2 separate regions of the Mus musculus genome follow, and region 2 is linked to region 1. Evidence: chromatin contacts called from ENCODE Hi-C or POLR2A ChIA-PET data. All regions are on one chromosome and are shown on one strand. Each heading gives the region's core, a stretch centred on a gene start or an enhancer-like site at or near the end of the contact. The rest is flanking DNA. Distances are from core to core; before and after follow the strand shown. Region 1 overlaps Shb (src homology 2 domain-containing transforming protein B). Region 2 overlaps Shb (src homology 2 domain-containing transforming protein B).

Evidence for each region. A loop is a pair of places that touch in the nucleus more often than their neighbours do. ChIA-PET counts read pairs that join two places held with the same protein, here RNA polymerase II (POLR2A).
Region 2: POLR2A ChIA-PET joins it to region 1 with 10 read pairs in Patski. The contact joins two enhancer-like sites. A Hi-C loop is called at or near these places in 1 of 37 maps with a recorded cell type or tissue (Patski). POLR2A ChIA-PET finds 5 or more read pairs at or near these places in 3 of 5 experiments (Patski and embryonic stem cell).

The regions. Positions count from the first base shown.
Region 1 is chr4:45,451,007-45,454,160 of GRCm38, forward strand. The region is part of intron 3 of Shb (src homology 2 domain-containing transforming protein B); the gene reads right to left. Among named protein-coding and RNA genes, the nearest start is that of Gm46852, 43 kb to the left of the region's middle. Within about 2 kb of position 1,630, at least 1 of the 3 ENCODE cell types and tissues checked has a DNase peak (open chromatin) inside an H3K27ac peak, as active enhancers do.
Region 2 is chr4:45,498,991-45,502,144 of GRCm38, forward strand. The region is part of intron 1 of Shb (src homology 2 domain-containing transforming protein B); the gene reads right to left. Among named protein-coding and RNA genes, the nearest start is that of Shb, 30 kb to the right of the region's middle. Within about 2 kb of position 1,506, at least 1 of the 3 ENCODE cell types and tissues checked has a DNase peak (open chromatin) inside an H3K27ac peak, as active enhancers do.

The DNA of each region.
Region 1 (3,154 bases), core at 380-2,879:
GTGGACACTACAGAAGATCTGGGGAGCACATTTTCCTCTCATCTGTGAGATTAGTGCTGCTATATCCATGTTTTTACAAACCAGGTCTGTATGGCTGTAGAACTTGGCTCAGCTAATGTTGCAGGCTGCCATGAGTAGCCTTGAGCCTCCTCAAACCTAGGTTTCCCAGGCGGAGTGGGCACTGCCCTGGCAATCCTGCTTCTTCTTTCTGGCCAGCCTGCAGCCTCTGCTTATTTGTTGTCCGGCACAGGATCGAGCAGCCACTAGCAGAGGCAATGAGGTGAGGAGGAGGCAGTGTGCAGGGACAGGGGACTCTAAGCTGCCACAGATCCCTTCAGCCCCTCAGTGATAAACCAGGAGTTAGGACCAGCCTTCTCAGGAAACAGTATGGGATGCACAGGAGGGGCTGCGACAGTTATGGGTCTGTCTGTGGCTTGTTCACTGATGTCCTACTACTCTGAGAGAGACAGAAGGTGAGCCAACCTGTGCAGGCACCTTTCATGCAGGGCTCTGAATACAATGCCGGATGCCAACCTGTGCAGGCACCTTTCATGCAGGGCTCTGCATACAATGCCAGATGCCACCGAGAGCCAGGTGGGTGTCAGCATGTTGAGGAGGGGAGACTGTACACTGGTTTTGGAGGTGGGGTGGACTACCTACCCCAAGGTAGTTAGCACGTGTGCGTGACTAAAACTTCCCTTCTGCGGTGGCACACCCTCAGCTGCAGTGTTCCAAACCTGCATATACACTAAGCCACTGACTCTGAGAACCCACACCCCACAGATGCCAAGACGGAGCCCCACAGAGCAAAGGACCCTCTACTCTCCAGTGCGCCCCTCAGCCCTTCTTTTGCAAGACTCTTAGGAAATAGCCTCACACAGGTTTGCAATTGCAGGATCAAGAAGAGGCCTCTGGGGTACTTCTGCTGCCTCACAGGATGTGTGAAGACAAGAAGAGTGGGGGCTGGTGACTCTGAAAGGCTCAGAGGCAGGCCTTGAGCCTCAATGGTTCCAGAACACCAATTACATGGCTCTGCCTAGCCTGGGACGGTGAATACAGGATGGCAGTGCTCACCTCTGTCCTTTCATCTGTGACTGTGTCCCCAGAGAAAACACGGACAGCAGAGCTGAGTGCTGACCGCAGAAGACCTATGGAGCACCGAGGGTTCCACACCTGAGAGTGGCCATCTTTTCCACCACAGCTTATTCCCTAGCTGAGAACTATGGCGCTAGAACCAGGGTCTCCTCAGGCGTAGTCAAGGTCGGCACACATCTCCTTACAGGGCAACAGATATCAGAGCCCACAGCAGTAACAACAGCCACCACCTACCATTTAGTGCCTAGTGCCACCCTCAACCTGCAGGTGAGAAGACACAGACAATATGTCACTGTCAGCAAACGGCAGCTTTGAATCCAGACCCATGGCCCCAGCACCTGATTCCTTCCAGGGGCTCACCTGTCACCTGTTACTGGGAATCGCTCAAGGCTGAGGCCCTCTGTGATCTGTAACCTTTTCACCTGCAGACACCCACGAGCCTCCCAGAGCCTGGAGAAAGTGATTACTCCTCCATCTGCTGGTCCTAAGAGCAGGCTCTGCACTGGAGGAAGCGCCCGCCCACTGTGTGTGTCCATGCACTGCCCACTGCAGACAATGAGGAAGGGAGAGACAAGCCAGTGCTGGCCACAAACACAGCTCTCACAAGGCTCAGGGCAGTGGCTTCCTCCACAGACAGGAAGGACACACTTTCAGTTTCTTAGAGGGAATTCAGACATAGGCAGGAAGGGAGGAGGTCTGGCCACTGGCCACACGAAAGTAACCTCCCACTGAGGACTCCTTTGGCCTCATGTGGCCAGGAGACAGATGTCCAACACACAAGAGGACAGATGTGAGCACCAAGTACCTGCTGCCACACGGCCACTGGCAGAGCCTAGCCTGGAAGAGAGCGTGGGTGGGACTTGTGTGGCCAGGCCTGACTCAGTAACTACAAACTTCCCAGCACTCACTGGGCACCAGGCTTGAAGCTGGGTAAGGCCCCATCTGTGCACAGGGCAGGCGGAGCTTTGACCTCATGCGGCTTACAGTCTCCATCCCCATGGAGATCTCTGACCTGCCGAGCCGAAGGGCAAAGCCACTCACTGAATTCCACACAGGAAAAGAAGACGTTTGCAGAGACCCTTCTAACAGCACGTAATGGAGCTGGTGCTTTCGGTTTCTTAAGACTAATAAATGAACTCATTAATATGTCAGACAGAAAAACCAACCAGAGAAACCTGTCCCTCAATAATATCTAGCCAAAGGAGAGAGAGGTCCCTACAGCTCTAACCCTGCCCCCACACTTCCTTTGGTAGACCTGCATGTTAAACATTAATTACGGCTGTTACTCATTACACAGCAAAGAGCTTCCCCTACAAACACAATTGTTAATTTCCTCACAGGCCCAAGGCATTCTGGGAGGCCATGAAGGAGACAGGAGGCATTCTGGAACTCTAGAGAGCCTGTTGTGAGGCAGCACAGGGCTGGAGTGTGGAGAGCGCTGTGGCCAGGTTTGAGACTCCCTGTGGGACCCTCTGCAGACTCTGGGTCCCCAAGGAGGCACAAGGAGCAGGAAGTGTGAGCCATGCCCAGAGCACACAGCACCAGGGTACTAACTTCAAGGTATCTGCAGCTGTGGGGGCAATGACCAGACCAATGCTAAGGCCAAAGAGCAAATGGAGCAATTGCTTCCACCTCAGGGATCTCCCAAGCTACCCTGTACCAGGTTCAAATGAGGCCAATGCAACGGTGGTGGGTGGTGAAGATACTGTTCATTCAGATGGGCCCAAGTTCACTGCTATGGGACTGCAGGTGAGCTGCTGACTGTCTGAGTTTCAGTACGTTCATTTATGTTACCACAGTGAAACAACACCCACACGGCAGGGCTTGACAGGGTTAATTCAAACCAGGTTCGTAACCACTGCTCAATAAAAGCTGGCTTCCTGTCCATTCCTTCTTCCCCTCTTACCATACTGGGGTTCTTTTAAATAACTCAGCCAACTGAGCTGCCTCGGATGACTCTCACCTGTTAGGAAGCAGCCACACACACACAAGACATCACTTTCCCTTTGTCCTTTCAAAGGCCCTTGATAATGTAGAGGAGTCAAAACTCCAGAGGGGC
Region 2 (3,154 bases), core at 256-2,755, 48 kb after region 1:
CCTCTGCGGCTTTCGGGCTTTGGTTTCTTTCAGACTTCAAGCTGCATGGAAGAGGTCTGCAGGGAGCAGAGAAAATGCTCTCTTGGGATCGTGGGCATCTAAAAGGCCTGGCTCAGTGTACTTCGTTTCTTGGGTTAAGTACTATAGGGTTTTATTTATCAGGGATTTTGACGTTTATGGTCCCCAGGGACAACGTCATGACATGTGGCTTGTGCAGTCACATAGGCCAGGGCTTGAATTAATGTCTTTCTGTCACTGATTTGAAAGTTCTTTCCCTTTAGCATAAAGGATTGAACCCAGGGCCTCCCAAGTGTTAAGCATGGGCTACTTCTCTCAGCTACACTCCCAGCTCTCAGTAATTCTTTAATGACGTGATTTACATTACTTTGGGAGGGGGCGGTCCCGCAATCCATGCAGCTGATTCTGATTGGCTTCCACACCCAGAAGTTCCCTTGGAGCTCTTGGGGCTTTTTGTTGTTTGTTTCTCTTTCTCTTTGGTATCCCTCGCTGTCCTGGAACTAACTGTGTAGACCAGGTTGGCCTCAAACTTACAGAGATCCACTTGCCTCCCAAGTGCTGGGGTTAAATGTGTGTGCTACCACCACCCAGGCTCACATTCCTAATGGCCTCTTCTCCCCAGCTCGGCAGCATTTGCTAAATTACACATCCAGTGCCCGTTTCCCCATCAGCGGGGGACAGATGTCATTTTAAAAAAGAACAAAGTCGAAGCACAAATCAAAGTTCAGGCCGCCCGCCCAGCTTTTCATGTCTGTGGTTCCGCGGACACCACCAAGCCTTTGGGACGCAGCACAGCAAGGCAATGACTGTGTGGATTCCACAGTAATGGTGTGTGTCTAACTAAGGTCCTGGCCTGGGCCAGTCCTCTCCCCAGGGCTTCTCCTGGACTCCCCCTGAATTGTCTCTAGAAAGCACCATCACAATTTTCAGAGAAGAGCTCCGTGAGTCAGGCCCAGAACAGCTCGTATTTATTAATGCACATCGTAAAATCTCCTTCCAAACAGGCCATAATTCACCAGCCACAGGACACATCTCATCCTTAAAGAGGTATGCTGAGCTGAACACCAGGCTTATCAATCTAAAAAAAAAAAAGAAAAGTGCAGTCTTTTACAGTGGTCTTGCTAGGTAAACTGGGAGCTAAGGAAGGGATGAGGTCTTGTTGATAAGACAACTATCCAACACCTGCTCCTCTCTGCTGAGACCAGGCTTGGCTCACGGGGTTCCCTAAACCACTAGTGCGAGGACACTGGAACCTCAGACCAGACCTTGAAGGCACAAAGAGCGTGGGAAGCAGCCATAGGGGTATTGCTGAGGGAGCACCTCCCGAGGGCCGGGCTCTTGGAGCTGGGTTTCCGATATCATCTTAGTTCACCAACCTAACCTCTGAGCAGATGCGTCACCCCCAGTGCTGGCTCTCCCATGCCACCCACTTTTTCCCAGTAACAGGAAATCTCCAAAGGAAGGCTTGACAGGAAGAGGAGGAGGACGCTCTGCCAATTTGGCTCAGATGTGCCAACCCTAGGCAAGGGCGGCCCTAACACTCCCTCGTCAGCCAGTACTGGAAGTCTCTCTTCCTCAGACAGCAGCAGCCCTTGTGACTTACTTCACACACCTGCCACCTGCCGGGGCCACACCTGGGGAAGCAGGGCTTCCTCCTGTGGCCTGTGCTAACAGGCTGCTGGCTTCTAGCTCTCACCTCCCTCCATCTCTACACTAGGCTCATCCTGCCTAGGAACCCCACGGCCCCGCCCACAGCAGTACACTGACACGGGCCTCAACCTTAGAGGCTGTGAATGATATGATGCCACTCACAGTATCCCGTGAAAGAGGCCACTGGACCTCCTCTCCTGATCCCCAAACCTTTCCACAAAAAATGTCCTCTGAACAGAGGAGGGAATAAAAGCCAGAAGGGAACCGGGAACTTGCCTCCCTCCCTGAGTGAGCTGAGTTCGGAGGACTGAGTCCTGAGTGGATATGTATGTTTGAGATACACAGCCACACCCAATGCCTCAGACCCGTGGATACGGCCAAGCCGTCCCTGTACAGGCAGGGTGAAGCAGAGTGACAAAGCTCTCCACTGGTTCAAGCACTAATATTGGTGGGTTGGACAAATATTAATAACCTCAGCTTTCTCCCCCTAGGCTGCTCCCCTATAAGGACCTCCAACAGAGAGGAGTGAAGCCCTCCCTAGTGCTATACAAGATGGAAACACTGAGGTTCCTGGTTGTCCTAGGGTTGGTGCTACTCGCCCAGAGCCAGTATGGCCAGCTGACCGCAGCTTTTCTACACATGTCTACTCTTCCTTCATTCCCTGCTGCCAAGCCAGGTCAAGTCCCAGGCACAAGACAAGGTGAGCTGCTCTGAACAGATGTCATCTAGTCCTTACACAGTCACCTCGGGCATCCTCGGCCCGGCTTGCTGAGAAGGTATTCTTATGAAGCGGCAGGTACCCAGTGAGCACACTTGTTTTTGGTATTCCGTGTTTTTGACAAGAGGGGGAAGAGGCTACATTTTCTAGGCAGAGCTACCAAGAAAAGGGAACAACAGCAAGGTAGAGTCAACTCACTTTTCTTGGAGCTAAGAGTTGAACCCAGTTGGGTTACAAGTCACCATATTTGTAGTGGAGACAAAAGGTGCCAGCCCCTTGGGAGTTAGGAGGGGGAGTGGGCGGGCCTGTGAGGGTCAAGCCATGACTCAAAGCAGCATCCTCCAAAGAGCTGAATGAGCCCCCAACATCCTGATGGGTGGCCTGCTTGCCCATTTACTGAAATGAAGCAGGAATACCCACGGGTCTTCTTGTAGACACATCAGCCATTTTGGAGCGCCAAACAGAGTGGCTCAGTGACAAATCTCTCTGCACCACTTCTGTCAGCCACCCTCAAAAGCAGTGAGACCAACAGACAGTTCAAAATGCCTAATCACAGCTGAGCCTCTGAGTCTTTGGACTAGTTTGGGTGGGCTTGCTTGCTGAGTGAAGCAGGAAAAAAAAAAATCACCGTAAGTCCAAACGACCCCTCCTGCACTTAGGGACCAGGGGTTCGGGTTGGAAGGGAAACTGGATTCCCATTCCCCATCTCCATTCAGGACAGCAAGACGCTAACAGGCAGAACAAGTTCTGCTGCTGCTGCCGCCGTGA